Regions from separate parts of the Homo sapiens genome. Here all the other regions are linked to region 1. A link is an interaction called in ENCODE POLR2A ChIA-PET data of the cell type or tissue named here. Cell type or tissue: GM12878. All regions are shown on one strand. Each heading gives the region's core, and the rest is flanking DNA. Links, peaks and the distances in the headings are about the cores only. Region 1 overlaps CPEB3 (cytoplasmic polyadenylation element binding protein 3). Region 2 overlaps CPEB3 (cytoplasmic polyadenylation element binding protein 3). Region 3 overlaps BTAF1 (B-TFIID TATA-box binding protein associated factor 1).

Region 1 (10,596 bases), core at 2,739-6,738:
GGACCTTCCAGGCTCAAGTGATCCTCCTACCTCAGCCTCCTGAGTAGCTGGGACCACAGGCATATGCCACCATGCCCTGCTAATTTTGGTATTTTTTGTAGAGACAGGGTTTTGCCATGTTGCTCAGGCTGGTCTAAATCTCCTGGGCTCAAGCAATCTGCCCCCATCGGCCTCCCAAAGTGCTGGAATTACAGGCATGCACCACCATACCCAGCCCATTTTTCTTTCATGTACATACACACACCACATACTAGGCTGAGTAGAAAGATAAGATAATGGTAAGACAATAGGAGAAATGAGAATTGCTAACTAGGAATAATTCTCAACCTGGAGACAGAAAGACAGAATGGTTTTAAGGCTCTGAATTGCCTGCACTTTAATTTTGACTCAGACACTTTGTATGTGATATCTTTGTGCCTCAGTTTTCTCATTTGTAAATGGGATAATAATCGTATTTACTTTTATAGGCTTTTGCGAGGAAGAAATGAGATAAAACATGTTAATCTATGTTTAATCACCACGCAGCCAGGCACAGTGGCTCACGCCTGTAATACCAGCACTTTGGGAGGCCGAGGCTGGCAGGTCACGAGGTCAAGAGATCCAGACCACTCTGGCCAACATGGTGAAACTCCATCTCTACTAAAAATACAAACATTAGCTGGGTGTGGTGGCACATGCCTGTAGTCCCAGCTACTCACAAGGCTGAGGCAGGAGAATTGCTTGAACCCAGGAGGCAGAGGTTGAAGTCAGCCGAGATCACACCACTACACTCCAGCCTGAGCGATAGAGCGAGACTCTGTCTCAAAACAAACAACAACAAAAAAACATGTTAAGTGCTTAAAACAGTACTGGGCACATAGCCAATATTGGTCATTAATGTTCTGCTATTATTTACTTCCAAAAATATTTGATAGTCCTGTTGTTGGCTTAACAAGAGGAGAAAGGACCTGGGATATGTTGAAGTAGGATAGGGTATCCTAAGCAAGGCTCAAAAGAACACCTTGGTGAGGTTCTGATGAGCAAAAATATGTGGGAAAAATGCTTTATGAGCTGTATAAGTATTCTATAAATAAATGGTAATAGGAAGAAATTAGATTATTTTGTAGCCTGAGTATGCTAGAAAGTGAATATTTGCTTGTCTAGCTCAACAGATAATGGTAATATTTCCCTACAAATCCCCCAAGTTGAATACCAGGGTAAAGATTCAAGGCTACACATTTTACAAGTCTTTAAAGTCAGACTCCTTTGTGGTAGAATGCCATTTTGAACTTCTGCATATTCATACACAAATTAACCAGATGCTGTCCTGGAGAAAGGGTTTACCAAGCTACATCCTTAATGTTAATAGTTTTCAAGAATCTGATAAGTATTTATGTAGAAGAAACTTGCTATTTACAAATAAATCTTAGCTATTTGCAGCCCTATAGCCTGTGTGTCCTTTGAGGAATCTCTTCTTGGGTCTTTCCAAATTTTAAGGAAGTTGGGCAATGTGTCTGGCCTCCCTTTTCTGAAAGCCCTTTTTTTTTTTCTTTCTTTTTTTTTTTTAAGGCAGAGTCTCACTCTGTTGCCCAGGCTGGAGTGCAGTTGGGGGATCTGAGCTCACTGTAACCTTCACCTCCCAGGTTCAAGCCATTCTCATGCCTCAGCCTCCCAAGTAGCTGAGACCACAGGTGCACACCATCATGCCTGGCTAATTTTTTGTATTTTCAGTAGAGACGGGGTTTCACCACGTTGGCCAGGCTGGTCTCGAACTCCTGACCCCAAATGATTCACCAGCCTCAGCCTTCTAAAGTGCTGAGATTACAGGGCAGGAGCCACTGCCAGCCTGAGAGCTTTTTTTGACTCCTCCTTTGTTTGTCCTCCCATAATTCCTAGCATATGGCTCTGTCATTGCATTTACCTCATTATATAATCATCATCTATTAAGTAGATCACTAGCTTCTTGTAGTCAGAGACTATGCCTCACTTAATCTTTTTATCTTTAATTCTTGGCATATTAAAGTTCCCAGTAAACATGTTGAACAAGTGAAGAAAGAGTGAAACAGCCCTGAGCATACTTGGAAAAATTTTGTTAGCACTAACGTTTGACAGTAATAAAGCTGTTATTTAAAAAAAAATTCTGTGATGTAGACATTTTGGAAATTCTGACTGAACCGTCTTAATTTACTGCATATTAGGCCAGGCACAATGGCTCACGCCTATAATCCCAGCATTCTGGGAGGCCGATGCAGGCAGATCACCTGAGGTCAGGAATTTGAGACCAGCCTGGCCAACATGGTGAAACTCCATTTCTACCAAAAATACAAAAATTAGCTGGGCGTGGTGGCACATGCCTGTAATCCCACCTACTTGGGAGGCTGAGGCATGAGAATCGCTTGAACCCAGGAGGGAGAGGTTGCAGTGAGCCAAGATCGTGCCATTGCACTCCAGCCTGGGCAACAAGAGACAGAAACTCTGTGTCAAAAAACAAAAAAACAAACAAAAAAGACTTTTTAGAGGCCGAAACAATAAGCAAGAAGACTGGTAGTATGATTATCTTCCTTCAATGAGACTATCAGGTATATACAATATTCCAAATGCAAGGACTCAAAAGTGGAATTTCAGCAGCTCACGCTTGTAATCCCAGCACTTTGGGAGGCAGACAGGCAGATCACAATATGAGGAGTTCAAAACCAGCCTGGCCAACACAGTGAAACCCCATCTCAACTAAAAATACAAAAATTAGCTGGGCGTGGTAGCAGGCGCCTGTAATCCCAGCTACTCAGGAGGCTGAGGCAGGAGAATCACTTGTACCCGAGAGGCGGAGGCTGCAGTGAGCCAAGCTGAGATCTTGCCACTGCATTCCAGCCTGGGCGACAGAGCTAGGCTCTGTCTCAAAAAAAAAAAAAAAAAAAAAAGTGGAATTTCAAGGAACAATTTCAGGAAGGAAAAAGGAGAGAGAAGCCAAGAAGAAATGAAAAGGAAAAAGCAGACAGAACTCACTATTTATATAATTATATACCCAAAATAATCAGTCTTTCATTGGGATGACCTGTAGTAGCCAGAATTATAATGCTCTGCCGCTCTGCAGTTAGATAAAAATAAAAAGATTTAAATCACAGCACACTGTAAGCACTCAAATTTCAATAGAATTGAATAAGTTATTTAATCTCCCTGTGTATGAGTTTCCTCATTTGAGAAATGTGGATAACAATAATGCCTACCTCACCTGGATGCTATAAAGATACAAATGAAGGTGGTCATCAACTATGGTATGGAAGCAGAAGGGACCTCAATTCTGTCTTCATGAAGGAGTAATAATGAACCAAAGTAAAATCAGGCATGATTTACAGGCAGCAAACTATGAAACTGTGAAAAAGGAAAGTGGCAAATATATTCCATTCAACTAAGTGGAACTGAATGTGTATAAAAAATTAATAGCAATTATTTTGAAATAATGCAGGATAGGAAAGTTGCTGGAAACCAAAAGAAAGGAAGAAAAATATAAACATACACGCACACATACACACTTTAAGGGGTAATACATAAACTATTGAACAATCTGTAGTCTCTTGGAAAAACTGAGGGTATAATTCAATTCCAATGGATATATGATGACTTTAACAACTACTCTTCATTTGAATAATGTTATAATTGTGTTGATAACATCTATACTAAATAAAAACAATTTCATTTAAAGCTATAAATATGGCCAGGCGTGGTGGCTCATGCCTGTAATCCCAGCACTTTGGGAGGCCAAGGCGGGCGGATTACTTGAGGTCAGGAGTTCGAGACCAGCCTGGCCAAGATGATGAAACCCAGTCTGTATAAAAATACAAAAATTAGCCAGGCGTGGTGGCACATGCCTGTAATCCCACTACTCAGGAGGCTGAGGCAGGAGAATCGCTTGAGCCTGGTACATATATAAATACAGGCAGAGGTTGCAGTGAGCTGAGATCACATCACTGCACTCCAGCCTGGGCAACAGAGTGAGACTCCATCTCAAAAAATAAATCAATAAATAAAAGCTATAAACATGAAAGCTCAAAGAAAATACCATGAAATATCTTATAAGTGAGAATATATGTAAAATGCTTTTGTCAGCTATAAAGAAAGCACCACATAAAATAAAAACTGGTGGAACAATATAAGCATTCAGCCACTTTTAGACAATTTTTGTTTAGAAAATTTGATGAAACAATACCTACTGGAAGTGAAGGCTTAGTCTGGTAGATAATTTATCAAGTATCCAAGAAAACTCTTACATTGTCTTTGTAAATTATAGATTATATCTCTGTATATGTGTATTAATAATGGCATGCTAATGGAAGATCACAGATTTATGCATGAAAGTGAGAAATGAAACAGAAACCACATAGAAACAGAAACTATGACTCAGAACAGATAAACTGTGCCAAATCATGACACGGAACACAAACTATCTAAGCTCAAATTGTTTTAAACAACAGCTCATTCAAACATATATCATAATTTTTTTTTTTTTTTTTTGAGACAGAGTCTCGCTCTGTTGCCCAGGCTGGCGTGCAGTGGCGCGATCTTGGCTCACTGCAACCTCTGCCTCTCAGGTTCAAGCAATTCTCCTGCCTCAGCCTCCCAAGTAGCTGGGATTACAGGAGCCCGCCACCACACCAGGTTAATTTTTTTGTGTGTATTTTTAGTAGAGACCGGGTTTCACTATGTTGGCTAGGCTGGTTTTGAACTCCTGACCTCAAGTGATCCGCCCACCTCAGCCTCCCAAAGTGCTAGAATTATGGGCATGAGCCACTGCGCCCAGCTCAAACATATATGTTCTAAGATCATATATCTTTTTCTTTTTTTGAGACGGAGTTTCACTTTGTTGCCCAGGCTGGAGTGCAGTGGTGCCATCTCGACTCACTGCAACCTCCACCTCCAGGGTTCAAGCAATTCTCCTGCCTCAGCCTTCCAAGAAGCTGGGATTACAGGCACCCGCCACCACTCCTGGTTAATTTTTTATTTTTATTTTTTGTACTTTTAGTAGAGACGGGGTTTCACTATGTTGGCCAGGCTGGTTTTGAACTCCTGACCTCAAGTGATGTGCTCACCTTGGCCTCCCAAAGTGCCAGGATTATAGGCAGGAGCCACCGTGCCCAGCTCCAACATATATGTTTTAAGACAATAAATTCTTTTTTTTTTTTTTTTTTGAGATGGAGTTTCACTCTTGTTGCCCAGGCAACAAGACAGTGGTACAACAAGACAGTGTACAACAAGACAGTTGTACAGTGGTGCAACTTCAGCTCACTGCAACCTCCACTTCCCAGGTTCAACCAATTCTCCTGCCTCAGCCTCCCAAGTAGCTGGGATTACAGGCACTCACCACTGCCCAGCTAATTTTTGTGTTTTTAATAGAGATGGGGTTTCACCATGTTGGCCAGGCTGGTCTCAAACTCCTGACCTCAGGTGATCCACTCACCTCGGTCTCCCAAAGTGCTGGGATTACAGGTGTGAGCCACTTTGCCCAGCCTAAAACAATATATCCTCATTGTCCAATATAGTAGCCACTAACCACATGTGGCTATTGAGCACTTGAAATGTCGCTAGAATAAACTGAGATGTGCTGTATTTGTAAAGTACCCACCGGATTTCAAAGACTTAGTACAAAAAAAAGTAAAACATCTCATTAATAATTTTTGTATTGATCATGTGTTGAAATAACATTTCACATATAGAGGTTAAATAAAATATATTAGTAAAATTAATTTCAGCCAAGCATGGTGGCTCACACCTATAATCCCAGCACTTTGGGAGGCCAAGGTGAGATGATCACTTAAAGCCAGAAGTTCCAGACCAGCCTGGGCAACATAGCAAGACCCCATCTCTACAAAAAATAAATAAAATTTAAAAAATTTCAAGTGTTTCTTTTTACTTTTCAAATGTGCCACTAGAAAATTTAAAATGATCTATGTAGCTTGCAGTCTATTTCTTTGGACAGCACTGCTATAGACAGAGTTCATGGTAACTCTGCTTAAATTCCTGCATTCCGAAGTTTCAGCAACTAGGCCAGTTTATACATTTTACCAATCCCCACCCAAATCTTGTTTACTTCTGCCCTAAAACCACATTATGAGTAACCCCAGGCCCCAAAACCTTATTAAGTACCCTAACTTCTCCCATCCTAAGACACTCCTTCTTCTAAGATACTCCTGAGGCTCTGTCAAGGTAGTGCTTGCTCAGCAAGTTTAGGAAACTCAGTTTCATATAATTAACAGATTTCCCTAGTGGTGTTTACATGGGGCTTTAACAAAAGTCAATGAATAAGAATTGTAAAGTGAAATAAGTTGTGTTGGAGATTCATTAAGTTTAACAAACAGAAACAATGATGATCGGTTTGAAAAGGGTAATTTATAAATAAGTTGTTCTGTCTAATGATTTAAATTACCAAAATTAAAATCCATACTTGTAGCAATCTACCTTATTTCGGTTCCTGGAATGGTAGAGTAGGAGAACATAAGATTAATGTAGAAACAACAGGCATAATATATCAATTTCATTGAAGCTGGAATCTTAAGAACAGGCTATAAACATGTCCTAAATTTTTAGACTTTGTAGAACCTTACTATTTTTATGATTTGACACTTAACTCCTGACTGGGTCTTTAAAGCAGATTTTAAATGAAACACAAAACAAACATGGCCATCTCCACTACTTTTTCCAACAGTCTCAGGACTCAGTAGAACACTATGTTAAAGCCCAACAACTAGGGTAAATCTCCTAGTCTAGAGCTAATTATAATATGGCAAATTAGTTGAAGTCCACCAAATCTCCCCAGCACAAAGTGAATTATACCCTGCCATTTTGACTGCAATTCATGGTCACATTTAAACTCCAGAATTACAGAAATATAAGCCATACTTCTAAAAAGCCAAATTTATCCCCAAAATCACCAAACAGAAAACCATACATATGACTCAACTTTCAACTTTTTACCATTGCACACATATTAATCTCAAGTAACACACAACCATTTTCATTTTCCACCAAATAGTCACCCATCCCACCTGCTATGGACTGAATGTCCCCCAAAATTCATGACTTGAACTTAATCTCCATTGTGGTGATATTAAGAGGTGGGGGGCCTTTTGGGAAGTGATTAAGTCATGAGGGCTCCACCCTCATGCATGGATTAGTGCCTTATAAAAGGGTTAGAGGGAACCAGCTTAGACCCTTTTTGACTTTCCATCCCTCTGTCATGTGAAGACTCAGCATGCTCTTTGGAGAATGCACCAACAAGGCACTATCTTGGAAGCAGAGAGGAGCCCTCACCAGACATCAAACCCACTGGCAACTTTGATCTTGGACTTCCCAGCCTCCAGAACTGTGAGGAAATAAATTTCTGTTCTTTGTAATTACCCAAACTGTGGTATTTTTGTTACAGCAACACAAATGAACTAAGATACCACTCAATTTTTTTTTTTTAAGATGAAGTCTCACTCTGTCCCGCAGGCTGGAGTGCAGTGGCGTGATCTCAACTCACTGTAACCTCCGCCTCCCAGGTTCAAGCGATTCTCCTGCCTCAGTCCCCCAAGTAGCTGGGATTACAGGCATGCACCACGACATCTGGCTAATTTTTTTTGTATTTTTACTAGAGATGAGGTTTCACCATATTGGCCAGGCTGGTCTCAAACTCCTGACCTCACGTGATCCGCCCACCTCGGCCTCTCAAAGTGCTGGGATTACATGCATGAGCCACTATGCCTGGCTCAAATTTATTTTAACAATTTTTTTTTCAACTTTCCCAGCATTCCTAACATCAGTAAAAGTTTTTTGTTATTTCTTTTTTTTGAGACAGAGTCTCACTCTGTCACCCAGCTGGAGTGCAGTGGTGCAATCTTGGCTCACTGCAGCCTCTGCTTCCTGGGTTCAAGTGATTCGCATGCCTCAGCCTCCCAAGTAGCTGGAATTACAGGCATATGCCACCATATCTGGCTAATTTTTGTATTTTTAGTGGAGGCGGGGTTTTGCCATGTTGGCCAGGCTAGTCTCAAACTCCTGACCTCAAGTGATCCACCCACCTTGGCCACCCAAAGTGCTGGCATCACAGACGTGAGCCACAGTGCCAAGCCAAGATTTTTTTTTTTTTTTTTTTGAGACGGAGTCTCACTCTGTTGCCCGGGCTAGAGTGCAGTAGTGCAATCTCAGCTCACTGCAACTTCAACCTCCTGGGTTCAATCGATTCTCCTGCCTCTGCCTCCTAAGTAGCTGGGATTACAGGCGCCCACCACTACACCCAGCTAATTTTTCGCATTTTTAGTAGAGATGGGGTTTCACCATGTTGGCCAGGCTGGTCTTGAACTCCTGATCTCCTGATCCGCCCACCACAGCCTCCCAAAGTGCTGGGATTACAGGCATGAGTCACTGCACCTGGCTTTTTTTTTTTAGACGGAGTCTCACTCTGTCACCAGGCTGCAGTGCAGTGGTGTGATCTTGACTCACTGCAACCTCCACCTCCCGGGTTCAAGCGATTTTCCTGCCTCTGCCTCCTGAGTAGCTGGGATTACAGGCGCCCACCACTACGCCCAGCTAATTATCTGTATTTTTAGTAGAGATGGGGTTTCACTGTGTTGGCCAGGCTGGTCTCAAACTCCTGACCTCATGATCTGTCTGCCTCGGTCTCCCAAAGTGCTGGAATTACAGGCATGAGCCATGGCGCCTGGCTTTTTTTTTTTTTTTTTTTCTTTTTTTTGAGAACAAGTCTCACTCTGTCACCAGGCTGGAGTGCAGTGGCACGATCTCGGCTCACTGCAACTTCCACCTCCCAGGTTCAAGCGATTCTCTTGCCTCAGCCTCCCGAGTAGGCTGGAACTACAGGTGCGTGCCACCACATGCAGCTAATTTTTGTATTTTTAGCAGAGACAGGGTTTCACCATGTTGGCCAGGATGGTCTCCATCTCCTGACCTCATGATCCACCTGCCTCGGCCTCCCAAAGTGTTGGGATTACAGGCCTGAGCCACCGCGCCCAGCTCATTTTTTTTTTTTTTAATAAGCGAAGATATCAGATACTCTCTAAATCCTATGAAACCTGAACTAGAACATCAGAATTAAAATCATTTAAATATATATATATTTTGATGGCTGGGTGCAGTGGCTCACGCCTGTAATCCCAGCACTTTGGGAGGCCGAGGAGCACGGATCACAAGGTCAAGAGATCAAGATCATACTGGCCAACATGGTGAAACCCCATCTCTACTAAAAACATAAAATTTGGCTGGGCAGCCTCCCTGGGACTAGGTTTCAGCGGCCGCTGCGATGACCAAAATAAAGGCAGATCCCGAAGGGCCCGAGGCTCAGGCGGAGGTGTGTTCCGGGGAGCGCACCTACCAGGAGCTGCTGGTCAACCAGAACCCCATCGCGCAGCTCCTGGCTTCTCGCCGCCTCAAGCGGAAGCTCTACAAATGCATTAAGAAAGCGGTGAAGCAGAAGCAGATTCGGCGCGGGGTGAAAGAGGTTCAGAAATTTGTCAACAAAGGAGAAAAAGGGATCATGGTTTTGGCAGGAGACACACTGCCCATTGAGGTATACTGCCATCTCCCAGTTAGGTGTGAGGACCGAAATCTGCCCTATGTCTATATCCCCTCTAAGACGGACCTGGGTGCAGCCACAGGCTCCAAGCGCCCCACCTGTGTGATAATGGTCAAGCCCCACGAGGAGTACCAGGAGGCTTACGACGAGTGCCTGGAGGAGGTGCAGTCCCTGCCCCTACCCCTATGAGGAGCTCCGGTAGCACCTGGGCACCTGCCGCTGGAAGCTACTGGGCTGACGGCAGGACGACTGGCTGTCCTCCTGCCCACCCACACTGACGGCATCTTCCCAGTTCCCCAAGGCACGCCTTCTTACCAGGCAGCTCTAACAGCCCTTTCATGAAGGTAATGCTAGTCTTCTGTCCATCAGTGCCATTTCCTGTAGAACTAAAGGCTGTTCCAAGAATGTAGGGTGGAGAAAGTAAATGCTAAGACTAAAAAAAAAAAAAAAAAAATTGGCTGGGCATAGTGGTATGCGCCTGTAGTCCGAGCTATTCGGGAGGCTGAGGCAAGAGAATCACTTGAACCTGGGAGGCGGAGGTTACGGTCAGCCAAGATCATGCCACTGCACTCCAGCCTGGCGACACAGCGAGACTCTGCCTCAAAAAAAAAAAAAAAAAAAAAAAAAAAATTATATATATATATACACACACACACACACACACACACATATATATATGCACAGAATAAAATTCCCAACTTGAGAGCCATGCACTAATGATATAAACCACTATGGTGGCATCTAAATTTAACATATTTAATTGATTTATCAATATGATGATTCACAATAAATTCTGCAACTTTGACTCCCAGCATGCTTTTCAAGTCTCTACCATCAATGAATACTCAAGAAATCAAATTAAATTCATATTAACAAGCTGGGCGTGGTGGCTCATGCCTGTAATCCCAACACTTTGGGAGGCCAAGGTGGGTGGATCACCTGAGGTCAGGAGTTCGAGACCAGCATGACCAACATGGAGGAACCCCGTCTCTACTAAAAATACAAAAATTAGCTGGGCGTGGTGGCACATGCCTGTAATCCCAGCTACTCAGGAGGCT
Region 2 (10,596 bases), core at 2,596-6,595, 69 kb after region 1:
TTCTCGGGTATATAGCTGTAAATAGAATTGCTGGGCTATATGGTAACTCTATGTTTAACATTTTGAGAAAATGCCAGACTGTTTTCCAAAGCAACTGCACCATTTTAACCTCCCACTAATAGTACATGAGGGTTCCAATTTCTTCACATTCTTGCCAATTCTTGTTATTAGCTATCCTATGATGGCTAGTCATCCTGGTGAGAGTGAAGTGGTATCTCATTTTGGTTTTGATTTACATTTCTCTGATTAATGATGGTGAGCATCTTTTCACATGCTTATTGGCCATTTATATACCTTCTTTGGAGATATATCCATTCAGATCCTTTAATTATCTTTATATTATTGAGTTGAAGAGATTTTTTTATATATTCCCGTTCAGATATGATTTCCAAACATTTGTTCCCATTCTATGTCTTTCCACTTCTTAGTATTATCCTTTCCAGCAAAAAAAGTTTTGACTAAGTCCAATTTATCTATTCTTTCTTTTGTTGCTTATGCTTTTGTTATTAATCTAAGAAAACACAGTCTAATCCCTGGTCATGTAGATTTATGCCTATGTTTACTTCTAAGAGTTATATAGTGTGAGATCTTACATTTTGGAATTTCATCCATTTTGAATTAATTTTTGTTTCTGATGTGGGTAGGGATGCAACACCATTCCTTCACAAGTGGATATCCAGCTGTGCCAGCTTTATTTGTTAGAAATACTATTCTTTCCTCCATTAGATTGTTTTGGCATCCTTGTCAAAATCTATTGACTATAAAAGTAAGGGCTTATTTCTGGACTCCTCATCCTGTTCCACTGATCTAAATTCTATTCTTATGCCACCACCACACTGTCTTGATTATTGTAGCTTAATAGTAAGTTTTAAAATCAGGACGTGTGAGTCTTCAAATTTTGTTCTTCTAAGATTCTTTTGGTGGCTGGGCACAGTGGCTCATGCCCGTAATCCGAGCACGTTGGGAGGTCAAGGTTGGTGGATCATTTGAGGTCAGGAGTTCGAGACCAGCGTGGCCAACATGGTGAAACCCCACCTCTACTAAAAATACAAAAATCAGCCGGGCATGGTGGCAGGTGCATGTAGTCCCAGCTACTCGGGAGGCTGAGGCAGGAGAATCGCTTGAACGCGGGAGGTGGAGGTTGCAGTGAGTTGAGATCGCGCCACTGTACTCCAGCCTGGGGGACAGAGCAAGACTCTGTCTTAAAAAACAAAAAGGCCGGGTGCAGTGGCTCATGCCTGTAATCCCAGCACTTTGGGAGGCCAAGGTGGGTGGATCATGAGGTCAGGAGTTCAAGACCAGCCTGGCCAAGATGGTGAAACCCCATCTCTACTAAAAATACAAAAAAAATTAGCTGGGCATGGTGGCGGGTGCCTGTAATCCCAGTTACTCCGGAAGCTGAGGCAGAGAACTGCTTGAACCCAGGAAGAGGAGGTTGCAGTGAGCCGAGATTGCGCCACTGCACTCCAGCCTGGGCGACAGAGCAAGGCTCCATCTCAAAAAAAAAAAAAAAATTATTTTGGCTATTCTGGGCCACCTTAATTTCCATACAAATTTTAGGATTAGATTGTCATTTTCTATAAAGAAGTCAGATGGAATTTTGATAGGGATTGCACTGAATCTGTAGATCAGTTTGAGGAGTACTGCCATCTTAAAAATGTTAAATCTTCTAATGAACATGAGATTCTTTCTAATTATATCTTTAATTTCTTACAATAATGTCTTTTACTTTTCAGATGTTATATACTTCTTTTGTTAAATTTATTCCTAAACATTTTATTCTTTGCGATGCCTTTATAAATCAAATTGTTTTCCTTTCATATCTGGATTGTTCATTGCTAATTTACATAAACACAATACCTTTTTGCACATTGAGCTTATATCCTACAACTTTGCTGAACTCATTGACTGGTTCTTTTTTTTTTTTTTTTTTGAGACAGAGTCTTCCTCTGTTACCAGGCTGGAGTGCAGTGGCATGATCTTGGCTCACTGTAACCTCCACCTCCCGGGTTCAAGCCATTCTCCTGGCTCAGCCTCCTAAGTAGCTGGGATTACAGGCGCCCACCACCACGCCCAGCTAATTTTTATATTTTTAGTAGAGACAGGATTTCACCATGTTGGCCAGGATGGTCTCGATCTCCTGACCTCGTGATCTGCCTGCCTCGGCCTCCCAAAGTGCTGGGATTACAGGCATGAGCCACCACGCCCAGCCTCATGTATTGGTTCTAACAGGTGTTTTTATTATTTTTTTTTTTATTCTTGGAATTTTCTAAATACAAGATCATTTCATCTACAAATAGAGATAGTTTTATTTCTTCCTTTCCAATATGGCTGCCTTTTATTTCTTTTTCTTGACTAATTGACCTGGCTAGAACCTCCAGTACAACGTTGAATAGAGGATGTAAGAGGACATATTCTTGCCTTGTTCCTGATCATAGGGGGAAAGCATTCAGTCTTTCACCATCAGGCAAGATGTTGGCTACAGATTTTTTTGTAGATGCACTTTATCAAGTTGAGGAAGTTCCCTTCTATTCCTGAGTGGTCTTTTTCTCTTCCTCTTACAAGCAAGCTGCAATTGGAAATAACAGATCAGTGAACACCCTGGCTTTTGCTTCAGGGCCCAAAATGTTTAATACTTGCTTTCTGACACGTTCCCAAAATGTTGCTTGATTTTTCTTATTTTTCAGTAAATTATATTCCTATTTGTTTGAGTTCTGGGTAACTCACAATGGCTGCAGTCTGTGTTTTTCCAAAGCAATATCGTCCCCCCTTGATAATCCACTTTCATTTTTCCTTCACAGTACTCCAGCATATGTCTATTTATAGCACTTCATACTTCACGTTCATTGTCATCTTTATTCCTTCCAACAGAAGATCTGCTATTGTGAGCAGGGGCCACTACTAATTTCTGTAAAGGCTTGAGATCAACAGAGGTTTGGGATAATAGGAAACTTTTAAAGTCAAGTTTTAGGAGCAACAGCTATTAATCAGTTTGGGGTAAAGAACCTTGCCAGGAGTGAAAAAAAATAAAAAGCAAAAAAACAGGCAAAGGTATCAATAAAAATAAAAACTAGGGAGGCCAAGATGGGTGGATCGCTCGATCTCTTGAACCCAGGAGTTTGAGACCAGCCTGGACAACATGGCGAAACCCCGTCTCTACTAAAAATACAAAAATTAGCTGGGCATGGTGGCGCGTGCCTGTAATCCCAGCTAACTGGGGAGGTTGAGGCATGAAAGTCACTTGAACCTGGGAGACAGAGACTGCAATGAGCTAAGATCATGCCACTGCACTCCAACCTGAGTGACAGAGTGAGACCTGGTCTCAAAAAAGAAAGAAAGAGAGAAAGAGAGAGAGAAAGAGACAGAGAGAGAGAGGCCAGGCGTGGTGGCTCACACCTGTAATCCCTGCACTTTGGGAGGCCAAGGCAGGTGGATCACCTGTTGTCAAGAGTTCGAGACAAGCCTGGCCAACATGATGAAACCCGGTCTCTATTAGAAATACAAAACAAATTAGCTGGGTGTGATGGCACACACCTATAATCCCAGCTACTCAGGAGGTAAGGCAGGAGAATCACTTGAACCCAGGGCAGAGGTTGCAGTGAACCGAGATTGTGCCACTGCACTACAGCCTGGGCAACAAGAGCAAAACTCCATCTCAAAAAAAAAAAAAAAAAAAAAAAAAGAGAGAGAGAGAGAAAGAAAAAAAACTAGATCCCTAAGGGGTCCAGGGATTTCAGGTTTTAAAAATTCCTGTCCAGGCATAGCGACTCATGCCTATAATCCCAATACTTTGGGAGGCTGAGGCAGGTAGAACACTTGAGCCCAGGAGTTCAAGACCAGCCTGGGCAATGTGGCAAAACCCTCGTCTCTACAAAAAGTATATAAATTAGCCAAGCATGGCGGTACATGCCCGTAGTCCCAGCCACTTGGGAGGCAGAGGATGCGGTGGTTTCAGTGGGCCGAGAGTGAAAAAAAAAAAAAAAAACCAAACAAACAAAAACACAAATATAAATAAATAAATCCCTGATCTATATACATACAGGCTAATAGACGGTGAGCATCTATTCTTTTTTTTTTTTTTTTTTTTTTGGAGACGGAGTTTTGCTCTCGTCGCCCAGGCTGGAGTACAGTGGCGGGATTTCAGCTCACTGTAACCCCCGCCTCCTGGGTTCAAGCAATTCTCCTGCCTCAGCCTCCTGAGTAGCTGGGATTACAGGTGTGTGCCACCACGCCCGGCTAATTTTTGCATTATTAGTAGAGACAGGGTTTCACCATGTTGGTCAGACTGGTCTCGAACTCCTGATCTCAGGTGATCCACCTGCCTCAGCCTCCCAAAGTGCTGGGATTACAGGCATGAACCACCACGCCCGGCGATGGTGAGCATCTTTTCATGTGCTTACTATTTGCTTATCTTTGGAGAAATGTCTTTTCCAATTTCTTTTTCCCCAATTTAAAGACGGACAAAGGACCTTAAAAGACATTTCTTCAAATAATTTTTTGGGGAAGAAATGTCTTTTTAGGTCCTTTGTCTGTTTTTAAATTGGGCTTTTTTTGGGTTTGGTTTTTGGGCGGGGGTGCAGGAGGGGTTGGTAGAGACACAATCTCTCTATGTTGCCCAGGCTGGTTTTGAACTCCTTGCCTCAACTGATTCTCCCATCTTGCCTCCCAAAGTGCAGGGACTACAGGCGTGAGCCACCACGCTGGCCTTTTTAAAATTGTTCAGTTGTAATAAATTTTTATATATTCTAAATATAAGTCCCTTTTCAGATACAGGATTTCTAAACATTTTCTCCCTTTCTGTGGGTTGCTGTTTCACTACGATGGTATCCTTCGCAGCACAAATATTTTGAATTTTGATTGTCAGTCTCTCTTTCAGGTAAAAATAGTGTGCCACAAAAAAGCAACCAGTTCAGTTTGCATCTTAATTGTATCTATTATCATACTTTGGATACAGAAGTATGCATACTGCCCACTTTATCATATAGATTGTTAAAAATATGTGTATCTAAAAGTCAAGGTTAATAAAATGAGTATCTTCTACTGTTTAATCATGGACATTAAGTGAAACTAGTTTTGTTTTGTTTTCTTTTTGCATGCACATGGTAATGAAAACTATGATCATTACTACTATTGGTTCCAATGTCTTGAATGGTGCTAAGGTGCAGAGTTTTATCTACTGTTGCCGGTGCCATCAGTGTAAATGCTAACGCAGTGAAAAATGCAAATAATGTTTTACTACTATTATGAAATAGTCTTGACTTCACATGTTCCGTGGAAAGGGTCTCAGAGAACCCTGGGGTCTGCAAGGCCATACTTTGAGAACTGCTGCTCTATGAAATCCATGCTTGTTTAAAAAGCAAAATAATTCTTTACATATACATTTTCTTATAAAATTGATACTTCAGGAACAAGCTACAGAAAGTTTCTCTGCCCTCGACCATTGCATGGCCCAGGGATACATAAGCCAAAGAGAGGAATGTAAGCAAGGATAATGAAAAGTAATGGGTCTCCCACCATATTTATAAGGAGAAAGCAAAATTGACAGATGATATTGATTTATGAAATTTTGTAAATATCTACCCCATTACAGTGAATATATGCAGATAAGATTCTATTCTCTGGGTAGCAAATGAAGATAGGTTTCAAACAGTCCTCTATAAGTAGCAAGTGAAGCCTCTCTCTAGAACTAAGAAACTAAAGTCAAATCAAAGTAACACTGTAGGCCAGGTGCAGTGGCTCACGCCTGTAATCCCAGCACTTTGGGAGGCCAAGGCAGGTGGATCACTAGGTCAGGAGTTTGAGACCAGCCTGACCAACATGGTAAAACCCCATCTCTACTAAAAATACAAAAATTAGCCAGGTGTGGTGGCGCGTGCCTGTAATCCCAAACTCAGGAGGCTGAAGCAGGAGAATTGCTTGAACAGGGAGATGGACATTGCAGTGAGCCAAGACTGCACCACTGTACTCCAGCCTGGGTGACAGAGCAAGATCCCATCTCAAAAAAAAAAGAAAGAAAAAAACATAATACCGTAGATGTTAAACCAGTAAAACATATTCTGGGGACCAAAGTCTCCTCTTAATGTCCTTTAGAGAGCAACAGGGACATTATCTACTTCAACTACTTAACCTATATAAGGATCATCAAAAACTAATAGCCATGTTAAAGCAAACTTCTGAAAATGCTTACAGACCATGGTCAAGTTACTGAGACCTAGCCGAGGCTTAACTTATTTCTGTTTCCAACCCACCATACATACCACTCCAAGATTAATCCCCTAAATCAGCCAGGCACAGTGGTTCATGCCTGTAATCCCAGAACTTTGGGAGGCCAAGGCAGGTGGATCACTTCAGCTGAGGAATTTGAGGACAGTTTGGGCAACATGGCGAAACCCTGTCTCTACAAAAAATACAAAATATTATCTGGGCATGGTGGCGTGTGCCTGTAGTCCTAGCTACTCAGGAGGCTGAGGTGGGAGGATCACCTGAGCCCGGTAGGCAAGGCCACAGTGAGCCATGATTTCACCACTGCACTCCAGCCTGGGTGACAGTGAGACTCTCTCAAAAATAAAAATAAAAATAAAAATCCCCTAAATCACCCTCACCTTTACTGAAGAACTTTCAGTAATAATTATTAAGAGCCCTTAACCACATGTCTGGCCTTGTACTGAACAATTTAAATGAATTTTCTCATTTATTCCTCCCAGGAATTCAAAAAGGGAGGATCTATAATTCTCCCCACTTCCGCTGGAGATGAAGAATCTGACTAAAAGAGATTCTGTAACCTGCCCAAATCAAATCACCAAGCTTCTGAGTATCAATGTTAAGACTCAAACCTATGTTATCTTTGCAGAGATTCTCTAACATTAATAATCACTTAGAGAACTTGTTAAAAAGACAGCTAATTAGGCACCACTGCAGGGCACACAGATCAAAATTTCCAGGGCAGTTCTCTGACTCATAGCAGGTTTAGGAACCACTACAAGTTAACTTCCCAGTTCCTACAGAATGGGGTCTATTTCTTTTTTCTTTTTCTTTCTTTTTTTTTTTTTTTTTTTTTTGAGACAAGGTCTCACTCTGTGGCCCAGGCTGGAGTGCAGTGGTGCAATCTCGGCTCACTGCAACCTCTGCCTCCCCAGTTCAAGCAATTCTCCTGCCTCAGCCTCCCGAGTAGCTGGGATTACAGGTCCTCGCCACCACACCTGGCTATTTTTTTGTATTTTTAGTAGAGACGGGGTTTCACCATGTTGTCCAGGGTGGTCGCGAACTCCTGACCTCAGGTGATCCACCTGCCTCAGCCTCCCAAGTGCTGGGATTACAGGTGTGAGCCACTGTGCCCGGCCCAGAATGGGGTCTCTTTTTTTTTTTTTTCCTGAGACAGAGTCTCACTCTGTCACCAGGCTGGAGTGCAGTGGTGCAATCTCGGCTCACTGCAACCTCCGCCTCCAGGGTTCAAGCAATTCTCCTGCCTTAGCCTCTTGACTAGCTGGGACTACAGGCACACACCACCACACCCAGCTAATTTTTGTATTTTTAGTAGAGACGGAGTTTCACCATTTTGGCCAGGATGGTCTCCATCTCTTGACCTCGTCATCCGCCCGCCTCAGCCTCCCAAAGTGCTGGGATTACATGCATGAGCCACCACGCCCGGCCAGAATGGGGTCTATTTCTTACGCCTAAACCCTCCCACAAGCAGCTTCCTCCTCTCCTAGGGTAGGGCAAAATTCCTTAAACTGGCCTACAAAGCTCTTTGTTTCACAGCCTTTCACTCACTGATATTTTTGGTTTTCTCTTGCCTCAAGATCTCCTTTCTGTTTCAGTTTCTTCTATTCATCATTTCCTTCACAAGGCATTTGTACACGCTGTTCTTTGGCCTGGAATGTTCTTCCCTCTTCCCTTTATCTAGTTAATGCCTGCTTTTCTTGGGGCCTCGGTATAACAGACACTACCTCAGAGAAACTTTCCATGACCTCCTGGTCTAAGTCAAATCCTAGTTATAATCTCTCACAACACTATGTACCACATTTGCAATTTGATACATTTATTTATGTGATAATCCTTCTCATAATAAACTATAAACCCCACAAACAAGGTAAAAACTGTGCTTGTTTTTGCTCATCATTGTATCTTCAGTCCCTAGCTTAGCGCCTGTCACATACAATCAATATTTTTTAAATGAATTAATAGATTCAAGGTTTTTTAACTATTCTCCCGATTTAACCAGTTGTCTTCGTCCATTTTATGCTTCTATAACAGAACACCTGAGAATAGGTAATTTATAAAGAAAAGAAATTTACTTGGTTCACAGTTCTGGAGGCTGGGAAGTCCAAGATCAAGGGGCATAAACTGGTAAGAGCCTTCCTGCTGCACCATAATATGGCAGAAGGAATCACATGGTGAAAGTGCAAGACAGAGAGCAAGAGAAGACCAAACTCACTTTTATAACAAACCTGCTCTCAAGATAATGAACTCATTCCCTTGATAACTATATTAATCCATTCATGAGGGCAGAGCCCTCACAACCTCATCACCTCTTAATAATCCCATCTCTCAAGACTGCTGCATTAAAGTTTCTTTCTTTCTTTCTTTCTTATTTTTATTTTTTGAGACACAGTGTCACTCGGTTGCCCAGGCTGGAGTGTAGCGGCACAATCTCAGCTCACTGCAACCTCCGCCTCCTGGGTTCAAGTGATTCTCCTGCCTCAGCCTCCCGAGTAGCTGGGATTATAGGCACACACCACCATGCCTGGTTAATGTTTGTATTTTTAGTAGAGATGGAGTTTCACCATGTTGGCCAGGCTGGTCTCGAACTCCTGACCTCAAGTGATTTGCCCGCCTCGGCATCCCAAAGTGCTGGGATTACAGGCATGAGCCACCGTGCTCAGCCAGAATTTAAGTTTCTAACATATGAACATTGGGGGACACATTCAAACCACAGCACCAGCCCTTCATATTTTCCGCTTACATAACAGATCTATAGTTCAAGTTATAAAGGATAACTTCTTTCTTTACATCCTTTCATTCTTACCCAGACCCAAGATCCTTCTTTACCTCTTCACCTACATTAATTACTCCTCTTGCTACAAAGTAGAGCCTAAATTGGTTTTACAAAGCTCTCTTTAACACACCAGTCCACAACAGTTTCCAGTGGAACTTCTACATCACTCTAAATTTCTATGCTGTTTATTTGACACTTCCTCAAATGCTATCATGTTATCATTATACAATATTTCATTATTATACTCTGTTTTATTTGCTTTTTTCTTTTTTTTTTTTTGAGAGGGAGTCTGTCCCCAGGCTGGAGTGCAGTGGTACAATCTCGGCTCACTGCAAGCTCCGCCTCATGGATTCACGCCATTCTCCAGCCTTGGCCTCCCGAGTAGCTGGGACTACAGGCGCCCGCCACCATGCCCGGCTAATTTTTTGTATTTTTAGTAGAGACAGGGTTTCACTGTGTTAGCCAGGATGGTTTCGATCTCCTGACCTTGTGATCTGCCCACCTCGGCCTCCCAAAGTGCTGGGATTACAGGCGTGAGCTACCACACCCAGCCTGCTTTTATTTTTCTAAATATAAACATATTTAGGTATGTAGATTGTATGCCTCTGAAGGGTAGCTATAGGCCAGGCACAGTGGCTCATGCCTGCAATCTCAGCACTTTGGGAGGCCAAGGCAAGTGGATCACTTGAGGTCAGGAGTTCAAGACCAGCCTGGGCAACATGGAGAAACCTCATCTCTACTAAAAATACAAAAATTAGCTGGGCGTGGTGATGCATGCCTGTGATCCCACCTACTCAGGTGGCTGAGGCATGAGAATCTCTTGAACCTGGGAGTGGGAGGTTGCAGTGAGCTGAGATGGCACCACTGCACTCCAGCCTGGGCAGCAGAGCAAGACTCTATCTAAAAAAAAAAAAAAAAAACATAGGTATAGTTATAATTTGCTACTAGCATACCTATGCATATATTTTCTGGAAACACCTGCTGAAGGAATTAATGAAAAAAAAACTTTCTGTAGCTTGGAATGAGGACTCAGCCTGCAGTTTATCACCAAATTTGGCAATTGACAGTTCTCCTTAGAAGGCACCTAAAAATATTATACCATTTCTGTAACGAATACTCCAGGCCCCTTTATGGTAGACAGTTCAAAACAAGTATGATGGAAGAACATTAGAGTGGTATATTATTTTAAATTTTCTGACATATTTAGAGCAGCTCATACTCAGTTATCTCTAAATCCATTACAGAATTATTAAAATAGTGGTGTGCGCCTATAATCCCAACTCTTTAGAACTCTACATCATCAAGCTTTGTTCTTGTCCTCTGAACTTGGGAGAATCTTTAAATATTTTCTGTAGGTTAATTTCTATTTCAAAATATATCTCTGAGGAAAAAGTTGTTTTTGTCTATAGTCATGCTGGTTACTCTCTTGGCTGAATATCATTTATCATAGACTTTTTTTTTTTTTTGAGACGGAGTCTCACTCTGTTGCCAGGCTGGAGTGCAGTGGTGCGATCTCAGCTCATTGCAACCTCCGCCTCCCAGGTTCAAGCGATTCTCCTATCTCAGCCTCCTGAGTAGCTGGGACTACAGGTATGCGCCAC
Region 3 (10,596 bases), core at 2,537-6,536, 240 kb before region 1:
TAACTGAAATATACTTTTTTTGCCACAAAAAAAAAGTTAGCTATTAAAATGACTGCCACAGTAGATCATCATTTTAAAGTATATTAAACATAAGCTAACTTTTTTTTGGTGAGTCAGTCACCAATATTATTTGTTGGTTATTAGTTTTTATACTGTTTATTATAGCATACTGTGGGAATATTGAGATACATGAGTCACTGTTTGCAGTAATTGAACTGTTCTTTTTCGGTTTGCTGTTGCCTAATTTTTATCTCCTCTCTGCTGTCAATTGTGATTTCTCACTTTTGTTAGTCTTGTAATACCTCCTCCCTTGTTCTAAAATTTTTGCTATAAATAAGATCCCAAGATTGTTATAAATCCCCGTCGGGCCCAGCGTGGTGGCTCAGGCCTGTGATCCCAGCACTTTGGGAGGCTGAGGCGGGCGGATCACTTCAGGCCAGGAGTTCCAGACCAACGTGGGCAACATGGTGAAACCCTGTCTCTACTAAAAATACCAAAATTAGCTGGGCATGATGGTGTCTGCCTGTAATCGTAGCTACTCGGGAGGCTGAGGCACAAGAATTGCTTGAACCTGGGAGGCAGAGGCTGCAGTGAGCCGAGATTGCACCACTGCCAAGCCTGGATAACAGAGCAAGACCCTGTCTCAGAAAAAAAAAAAAAATTCGCCTTCCAATTTTTAGTCCCTCAATGATTATGGATATTGGCTTTTAAAATTTCCTGGTTGTGAAAACATCTCTGTGTTCTTTGATGTTGATTTTCTTGTCCAGGGATTTTTTTTTTTTCCTTTTGAATTTGCCCTTGCTGGCTCATAAATGAAGGCTTTGGTACTAGCCTTCATTTCTTTATCATTTAATATGACTCTTTATCATTTCCTATACCAGAATGCCATTGTCTTTGTATGTAATTTGTGGCATGTTAGCCACCTTTTAAGCATGGGCCCTCAATGTTTGTTAAGTAAATTAGTGTGAGATTCTGTGCTGGGTTTCCTGGGAAATAAAAAAAAGAAATCCTGTGTATTAGCCTTTTTTCACACTCCTGATAAAGACATACCTGAGACTGGGCAATTTACAAAAGAAAGAGGTTTAATTGGACTTAGTTCCACATGGTTGGGGAAGCCTCACAATCATGGTGGAAGGCAAGGAGGAGCAAGTCACGTCCATGTGGATGGCAGCAGGCAAAGACAGAGCTTGTGCAGGGAAACTCCTGTTTTTAAAATTGTCAGATCTTGTAAGAATTATTCGCTGTCATGAGAACAGCACAGGAAAGACCCACTCCGTGATTCACTTATCTCCCACTGGGTCCCTATAACAACACATGGGAATTATGGGAGCTACAAGATGAGATTTGGATGGGGACACAGAGCCAAACCATATCATCCTACATGTTTCTTACCTTGGAAAAGTTTACAGTATGGTTGCTATAAGACTATTATATTACATGGTAAGTTTAATAACCTCTACAAAGAGTTAAATAACAGAAGACCAGTATGTGAGAGATGTCAGACAGCAGCATTAAAAGACAAACTAAGCTGAAAGATCAGGAAGATTAGGTGATGTGGTTAAAAAAACTAGTATTCCCTCACTTCTTTTTGATTCATATTTAGTATCTTTGATATGTACTTTCACAGACGTTTTACTGAATATGTCAATTTCAAGTTAGACAAGCATACAGAATGTGTTTTGAACAAAAGTGCTTTTCTAGTCTGTTCCCTTTAGACTTTTAAAACATTCTGCTTCCATATTTTTCTTCCAGTTATTCTGACATGTTTGTGGTCCTTTTTTGTTGGAGTCTTAATGTTTATTGTGTTTCCTGTATCCTTTTGTGTTGATTATGCTTTTAGCTTCTTTTTCTATTATTTTTCATAACTTTTCAATGGCATCATTCATGAAATTTCACTTGTGTTTAGCCTTTATCTTCAGCGTATCTCTTTACTGAAAGAGATGCTGTCTGTGAAACTTAATATTGGTGCTTCCAGATTTTGTGCTTTGTCACTGCCCTGATCCTTGCTGTTTATTATCTTCACCACCAAAGACTATGGCTATGGCACTAATCACTGATTCTTAGCAGTCTCTGATTTTGGTCCCCACATACATGCTTTACTATTTTTATTGGCTATTTCATTCTGTGTTTTCAAATAATGGTATAAAGCCAAACTTTTTTTTTTTTTTTTTTTTGAGATGGAGTTTTGCTCTTGTTGCCCAGGCTGGAGTGCAACGGCATGATCTTGGCTCCCTGCAACCGCTGCCTCCCGGGTTCAAACGATTTCCTTCCTCAGCCTCCTGAGTAGCTGGGATTACAGGCATGCGCCACCACGCCTGACTAATTTTTGTATTTTTAGTAGAGACAGGGTTTCGCCATGTTGGTCAGGCTAGTCTTGAACTCCTGACCTCAGGTGATCCACCTGCCTCGGCCTCCCAAAGTGCTGGGATTACAGGCATGAGCCACCGTGCCCAGCCCAAAGCCAAACCTTTCAGGAAGCTTTTCTTAATACTACCACCTATTTCCTTTTTTTAAATTTTGGGATTTTTTTTTTTAATGGAGAAAAGAGCAGGGAATTGTATGAAACAGCATTCATTTATGTTTACACCATCCATAATTGACATTTCTTATAATTTTGTCTTGTTTCAAGTTTTTGTCATAAAAAATTTAAGTTATAATCCTATCTTCTAATTTACCTACTTCTGCCTTCTGTGTATTCATAAAAATTATCATCCTTTCTCCAGTATGCTCCTTAAAGTTTGGAATTTTCGTTTCTACATGGTCATAGCATTTCTAAAAGGAAAGAATTTAAGTTTCAGAAGGATTTGGGGGACCATAGCCTCAGTTACTCACAAACTGGTTAGTAATTTGTAATCGCCTACCACTATATTAGAATTAAATTCCTGTCTTTCTTGGTTTTCTAATACTTGGCTCTTGTCAACATTTTCCCCTAATATTTCCTAATGTATACTCTGGAGTCAAGAACATTTTCTAAATCCACTCCTGTATCCTAAGTGTAATCATGTTCATTTGACCAAAGTATCTTTGGACATGGCTCCTTGCTCCCTGCTCCCCTACCCCCACTCCCTCCCACTCTCACCTTCCTAAATTTTAGCTCCGTTTCTTCCTCTCTGTACCTTTTCTCTCATGAGACAAATCAAATCTCTAGTGCGACAAAGCATTTCCAACTTCTGTAACTTGTTTTATCTAAATCATTGTTTAAAGTCGTCATTATGCAATGAAAACTCATTTAATTTTTATTGTTAATCTTGTGATCCCATTATTTGCTTTCTGAAAAGCTGTACGAATAAACCATCTCTGATGCTTTTATCTGTTATTGTATTCCTCTCCACAAATTGCCTGAAAGTTACTTATTGATTAATTTATAGCTGTGTGCAAACTCTTTGTGGTGCAGTTCCATGATTCCTTTCCTGCAACTTTGAAAGCCAAAGCTTATTGTGAATTGGGTCAATTTATAAAACTACTAATTTGGTGGCAAAACCTGACCATTCTGAAGAGAAACTGTTTAGTCTTTATCCCACTTAATGTGCCTATTCACACATTTTGCTGCAGAAATATTAATATATTTTATTCAGGTGCTACTGGTATTGTATTGGAGATATTATATAATATACACTGTATACAATTCATTATTCTAAAATTTGAAAAATTTCTGAGTTTCAAAACACTTCTGGCTCCAGGGAATTTGGATGAAAGATCATTGACCTATTGTGATAATAAAAATCCACTCTCACTTTTAATTTGTGTTCCTTTTTCTGAGCTGCTTCCTTGCCTTTGATTTCTTAGTGTTGTTAAGTATTCCTAATTAGTCAGCAATCCTTTATGGAAGCAATCATAATGTAAAGAGCCGTTAAATAGAGCTTTTTATCACTGTTGTTACCCCTTCAATGGTAAAATGAAAAGATCCCTTAAATAGACAGGATCTGAGTTCTAACTTTGGCTCTATCATTTGCTAATTTATGACCTTTGTCAGATTTGTCTAACCCTCTCTGGTGATTATCTCTAGCCTCTGTCAGAGTTACATGGATCAAGTGAGATAATGTGTATGAAAGTGCTTTGAAAATGTTAATGCTATACAAGTATAAATAATAGTACAGATACTAAAAGAATAATTAGTAGTTCCATTCTGAGCATTCTTTCCTTATTCTGGGGTATAGGAATGATATTTAATTGTGATAATAATAATCTAAGCTGTTGAGGGCTTACTTTATGCTAGGAACTGTGCTAAGCAGTTTACATGAGGTGGCTACTGCCATTCCTGTTTTGCAGATGAGAGAACTGATAATCAAAGATTAAGAAACTTTCCCGGCCGGGCGCGGTGGCTCACGCCTGTAATCCCAGCACTTTGGGAGGCCGAGGCGGGCGGATCACGAGGTCAGGAGATCGAGACCATCCCGGCTAAAACGGTGAAACCCCGTCTCTACTAAAAATACAAAAAATTAGCCGGGCGTAGTGGCGGGCGCCTGTAGTCCCAGCTACTTGGGAGGCTGAGGCAGGAGAATGGCGTGAACCCGGGAGGCGGAGCTTGCAGTGAGCTGAGATCCCGCCACTGCACTCCAGCCTGGGCGACAGAGCGAGACTCCGTCTCAAAAAAAAAAAAAAAAAAAAGAAACTTTCCCAAGCTCATATAAGCAGCTCACTTCAGTTTCAGATCTTATTCTGGCTTTCAGCTTTTAACTAAATTTTATACGGGGACAAAATAATTATGTGTCTAATTGCTTTCCCACTTCTGCTTATGGAGTCATTTTAACTACAAAGTGAGAAAAGGAAACTCACCTGAATTACTAGTAGCTGTGTCCTGGTTTCAGTTTCTAACTTCTCAAGCTATACCTCAATAATTCTAAAGTAATTTTTCAAGGTCAGACTTGGCTATAGCTCAGTGTGTCACTGCGTTGTAAAGATTGATGCTTCTGTTTCCTTGAAATTATCCTGGTTATCTTTAGTAATTTTTTGGTTTTGTTTTGCTTTGTAAAATCAGTAGATTTTATAAGGGAGATGTCCTTATTTTTAAAAGGTATCCATTATAAGTATGTGTGCTGGCATGCACATCTCTAAAATGTCCTTAAATAAAACTACAGTTAATGCAGTTGTCTCTGAAACATTATTTCCTTTATACTTCCCTGTGGCATACCATGGCATTTGTGAAAATATATTGTTTAATCAGTGTGCCTTCTTCTGTGATGTTAACATGTGAAAGAATTGGCAAGCTTGGCATCTTGAGGAGCATGAAGTAGGTACTCTTAAGAAAAACCATGGCCAGGCACAGTGGCTCACTCCTGTAACCCCAGGACTTTGGGAGGCCAGTGCAGGCAGATCACTTGAGGTCAGGAGTTTGAGACCAGCCTGGCTGACACAGTGAAACCCTGTCTTTACTAAAAATACAAAAATTAGCCAGGAGTCGTGGTGGGTGCCTGTCATCCCTGCTATTCGGGAGGTTGAGACAGGAGAATCACTTGAGCCCGGGAGGCAGAGGTTGCAATGAGCCGAGAGATTGCACCACTGCACTCCAGCCTAGGTGACAGAGTGAAACTCCGTCTCAAAAACAAAAAACAACTAGTTTTATTTCATAATGATTTACAATCAAGGTATAACTTTTTTTTGCTAAACTAGCAGCTTGGTAATCAAAGTGAAGGAATTTACCATTTGTTTGTCCTTTCTATATTGTCTCTTTAGCCAGTGTGTTTGTACGTGCTAGAGTACACCTATTAATATATATATCTATCAGTGAACTACTGAAATATCCAGATTAACTAGTGTTAGTAACTGGTAACTGTTGTTGCCAGACAAACTCCTAGACATGAATCTCCTATTTTGCCTTCTTTACTGACTGGGTCAACTTTTCCATTCCATTGCATCTCAGTCACTTTGTGAGTCATTCCAAAATTTCAGTTACCAATACATTAACTTTTGTTTGAAAGGCAAGCTTAGTTATTACATGAAGATATACATGAGATTGAGTTGGAATCTGAAGCATAATTTCGAATGTTAGAAAATTTAACATACACAAATAAGTAGGAAACAAAGACCAAAAGAATAGCCTGAACTAAGACTTTGGCCTTAGAGAATGCTAGCATATTTGGGTATTGCCAGATTTTATAAAAATATGAAAAGGAGAGAGCAAAGTTGAAATATTTAGCTGACCTTCAATAAATGTTGGTTGGAGAAATGAATAGAACAAGGCATTATAAACTGTCTGATATGGAAATTTTCTTTTCCTTTGGCTGTGGATCACAATAGGGTTTCAGAGCAAATTAGTAAAATTAGTGAAAGAACCCAGTGTGATTCATCACCAACTTACAGGTTCTCTCCTGATCTTCTTCCCTGCAGTCTGAGAGCATTTGATATGCTGGTAGAAATGATGAATTGGCCTGCAGGCAAGAATCAGGTGTTTGTGGTAATGCTCAGATTGCTCCTTTTTTCTGAGTGTACCCATTTTGTGGGAAGATAAAAGAGGGACCGTAACAAAAGGGTACAGACAAGATCTTATCCCACCTGAGATGCCAAATCTGCCAGTTAGGGATCTATGGCTGAGCCATTTTTACAATACAACATTCCTGACACCAAACGTGTGGGTTTTTTCCTTACACCAACCAATTATCCAACTCCCTGGTTGCCAACTTGGTATCATACAATTCAGTTCAGTTCTGACAGTCTACCTGGAATTAGTGTCAGCTCCCACAAGTTAGAGAGCTCAGTCGCACAACAGATAGCAGTTGCAAGTGTTGGACCTTCCGTACTTCTGACCTACCATCTGTAAACTGGGTTCCCCTGACCCTCTCCTCAGGTTTGATAACTTGTTAGAATGCTTCACAGAACTCAGAAAGGCTGTTAAACTGGTAATTACAATTGCCGGTTTTCTATAAAGGACACAACTTAGGAACAGCCAGATGGAAGGAGATGCACAAGGCAAGGTATGGGGATGAGGTACGTGGAGCTTCCATGTCTTCTTTAGGCATGCCACCCTCAGCACCTCTGTGCACTCACCAACCCATAAACCCATAAATGTAGGTGTTTTATGGAGACTCTATTATGTAGTCATGATTGATTGAATTATTAGCCATTAGTGAGGTGATTAACTTAATCTCCAACCCCTCTAGCTCTGGAGGTGGGGAGCAGGAGGCAGTCTGAAATTTTTTAGCCCTCTAATCACATAGTTAGTTCCTCTGGCAACCAGCCCCCTTCTGAAGCTATCTTGGGGCCTCCCAAGAGTCACTTCGTTAGCACAAACTAGATTATGGTTATGAATAATCCCTATCACTCAGGAAGTTCTTTGGGTTTTAGGAGCTCTGTGCCAGGAGCTGGGGATGAAGATCAAATACGTTTCTTTTTAAGACCCTGGACAAAATGCTGAAAAAAAATTTCTTATATTACAGTATCACAATTTTGGGAAATTTTGCATATTGGCAACTATTCCTTACGATACGAATTTGGATTATTTCCAGTGGCCAGGATGGATTTCAACAACTATTTAAGTGCCTGCTATGGGCTCGAACAATTTTCTAGATAGTGGTAAGAGACAAGGCCTTTGCTCTCCTGTAGTGCTTAAAATAGGAGACTAGACAGGAGAAGACAAATAATTAAACAAGAATAACTTAATGAGGTAACTCTGATATGGGAGGTAGAAGACACTATTGGATCCTAAATGAGATGGGTGATGGACAGGGAAGGCATCATGTTAGAAGTGAAGTTTAAGCTGAAACCTGAAGGGTAAGTGGAATTTAGCCAGGGGAAAATAAGGGTAAGAGTCAGAGGAGGGAATAGTATGTGTAACTCTGGAGGCAGGAGAGAGCAGAATGGCACTAAATAAGTGACAGGAAGTTGGTTTGGTGGAGGGCAACATGGAAGGGGGGTATAGATAGTTAGAAGTTTAACCTTCATTTTCAGGTACAGTGAAATGTCCATAGTCTTATTTCTGTTTGTCATCAACTCTCCTTATTCTGAGTCTCCGGAAGGCAGATCAGAGGAAGAAACGCCATTTCCATAGTTTTGCCTTTTCCAGAATGTCATATAGTTGGAATCATATAGTATGGAGCCTTTTCAGATTGGCTTTTTTCACTTAGTAATATGCATTTAAGATTTCTCTGTGTCTTTTCATGACTTGATAGTTCATTTTCTTTTTAGTGAATAATACTCCATTGTCTAGTTGTACCAGTTTGTTTATCCATTCACCTACCGAAGACATCTTGCCTGCTTCCAAGTTTTGGCAGTTATGAATAAAGCTGCTATAAACATCTTGTGCAGATTTTTGTGTGGACTTTTTTGCCTCCTTTGGGTAATATCAAGAAGCACAATTGCTGGATGGTAAGAGTATTTTTAATTTTTGTGAGAAACTTCCAAAATAGCTGCCCCATTTTGCATTTCTACCAGCAATGAGTGAGAGTTCCTGTTGATTCATATCCTGGCCAGCATTTGTTGTTGTCAGTGTTCTGGATTTTGGCCATGCTAACAGGTATAGAGTGGTATCTCATCGTTGTTTTAATTTGTATTTTCCTGGCAACATACGATGTGGGCCATCTTTTCATATGCTTATTTGCCTAGACTTTATTTTTCAGAGCAGTTTAGGTTCATAGCAAAATTGAAGGGAAAAGTACAGTTTCCATATATCCCATCCCCCATCCTCAACACTGCCTCCCCCACCATCAGTATTCCATACCAGACTAGTACTAATTTGTTACAATCAGCGAACCTGCATTGACACATTATTATCAACCAAAGTCCATAATTTACTTTAGGGTTCACCCTCAGTAGTATACATTCTATTGGCTTGACAAACATGATGTCATGTATCCACAATTACAGTATCACACAGAATAGTTTAACTGCCCTAAAAATCCTGTGTTCTACCCATGTATCCTTTCCTTCTCTGGCTGTTTTTAATAATTATAAAGTAGAATTTAGTAGAGTAACGATGTTTGTAGCCTGAGAAGACAACTACAGTTTATATTACATGTATTGGTCATAAATATAGGGGGAAAATCTTCCTCTATAGATGTGACTTTTGGGGACCTACAGGCAACTGCTTGGATTGCCAGTGTTGGGGTTGAGGGTCGGGGAACAGAGTTGGTAAATATTTTGGGGGGAAAATCAGAAATTAAGAGACATTATGGAAGAGTAACACCAAATTATTTGCTTATTGCTGTTATAGCTTTCCTAATTCTGTTAAGATTGTCCCTAATTCCCTCCAGTGAGAAAATAAGAACTTTTTTCTTCCCAGCTTCCCTTTCTCTTTCTCTTTGTCTAGAACTTAAACATTTATTATCCCTAGAACTTGTGGATTTCTGCAATTTCAGTTAAAATTTCCAAATTTCTCTTAAAAACACTGTATTTAGTGCTTTAAAAAAGTCATGTGGAGGGCAGGGGCTGATAGGTACTTTGAGCTAGTTAGTAGAATTTCTCTGATGGACATTTCTATCCAATGAAATGTCCTGTGTTATCAGAAAAGTAGAGTTAAGACAGTGAAGTAGTGAGAATGCTCCTCCAATGGATGATTTATGGCTTGTTTTTTTTTTTTTTTTTTTTTTCACTTTCATTTTAGGTTCATGGGTACATGTACAGGTTTGCTATGTAGGTAAACTTATGTCACGGGGGTTTGTTGTAAGATTATTTTGCCACCTAGGTACTAAAGCTTAATAACCAGTAGTTATTTTTTCTGATCCTTTCCCTCCTTCCCACCCTCAAGTAGGCCCCAGTGTCTTTTGTTCCTCTCTTTGTGTCCTTGTGTTCTCATCAGCTAGCTCCCACTTACAGGTGAGAATATGTACTTCTCTGTTCCTGTGTTAGTTTGCTAAGGATAATGGCCTCCCGCTCCATCCATGTTCCTGCAAAGAACATGAGCTTATTCTTTTTTAAGACTGCATAGTATTCCATGGTGTATGTGTACCACATTTTCTTTATCCAGACTACTGTTGATGGGCATTTAGGTTGATTCCGTGTCTTTGCTCTTGTGAATAGTGTTGCAGTGAACATATTCATGCATATGTCTTTATGATATAATGATTTATATTCCTTTAGGTATATACCCAGTAAAGAAATTGCTAGGTCAAATGGCAGTTCTGTTTTTACCTCTTTGAGGAGTCATGTGGCCCTTTTAAAACTTGTTTCAAACCATGTTGAGAACATAAAACCCTGGTCCTACCTTTGTCATTAGTTTTCCATTGGCTACAAATTATAGGTAGCTTTCTAACTTAAACATTTATTATCCCTAGAACCTGTGGATTTCTGCAATTTCAGTTAAAATTTCCAAATTTCTCTTAAAAACACTGTATTTAGTGCTTAAAAAAAGTCATGTGGAGGGCAGGGGCTGTTAGGTACTTTGAGCTAGTTAGTAGAATTTCTCTGATGGACATTTCTATCCAGTGAGCTTGTAATTGTTTGAATAGCAATAGACAGTTTGGGATTCCTTATTCTGGGATTTCTGGACACACATTAGATATTTGGTGAAGCACTATTTGGTTGCTTGATTTGGGTGGGCCTTTGAATTGTTAGGAAGTTCCTTAAATTGAGGTTTGTAACCCAGGCTTTAGGAGATCCCTGAACCTTGGAAGCAAAATATTGTTAGTAATTATATGTTTTTCTGATAACATAGTGTACATAGTT

The links. ChIA-PET counts read pairs that join two places held together with the same protein. Peaks named below come from ENCODE experiments on the same cell type or tissue, not always from the same donor. Only the 100,000 strongest peaks of a DNase experiment are listed, where the experiment ranks them.
Region 2: POLR2A ChIA-PET joins it to region 1 with 5 read pairs; 16 of 35 experiments call an interaction of 5 or more read pairs at or near these places.
Region 3: POLR2A ChIA-PET joins it to region 1 with 6 read pairs; 2 of 35 experiments call an interaction of 5 or more read pairs at or near these places.

Annotation. Positions count from the first base shown.
Region 1 is chr10:92,207,067-92,217,662 of GRCh38, forward strand. All of the region lies in intron 2 of CPEB3 (cytoplasmic polyadenylation element binding protein 3), which reads right to left. It also overlaps the pseudogene NHP2P1. Among named protein-coding and RNA genes, the nearest start is that of CPEB3, 79 kb to the right of the region's middle. RefSeq lists an enhancer at 4,266-4,435. In GM12878, for the core only: no CTCF peak of the experiment used is centred there; a DNase peak (open chromatin) is centred at 4,355; H3K27ac peaks cover 1,451 bases.
Region 2 is chr10:92,276,687-92,287,282 of GRCh38, forward strand. All of the region lies in intron 1 of CPEB3 (cytoplasmic polyadenylation element binding protein 3), which reads right to left. Among named protein-coding and RNA genes, the nearest start is that of CPEB3, 9.1 kb to the right of the region's middle. In GM12878, for the core only: no CTCF peak of the experiment used is centred there; no DNase peak of the experiment used is centred there.
Region 3 is chr10:91,969,316-91,979,911 of GRCh38, forward strand. The region is part of intron 14 of BTAF1 (B-TFIID TATA-box binding protein associated factor 1); the gene reads left to right. Among named protein-coding and RNA genes, the nearest start is that of BTAF1, 51 kb to the left of the region's middle. In GM12878, for the core only: no CTCF peak of the experiment used is centred there; DNase peaks (open chromatin) are centred at 4,726 and 5,836; H3K4me3 peaks cover 264 bases; H3K27ac peaks cover 1,077 bases.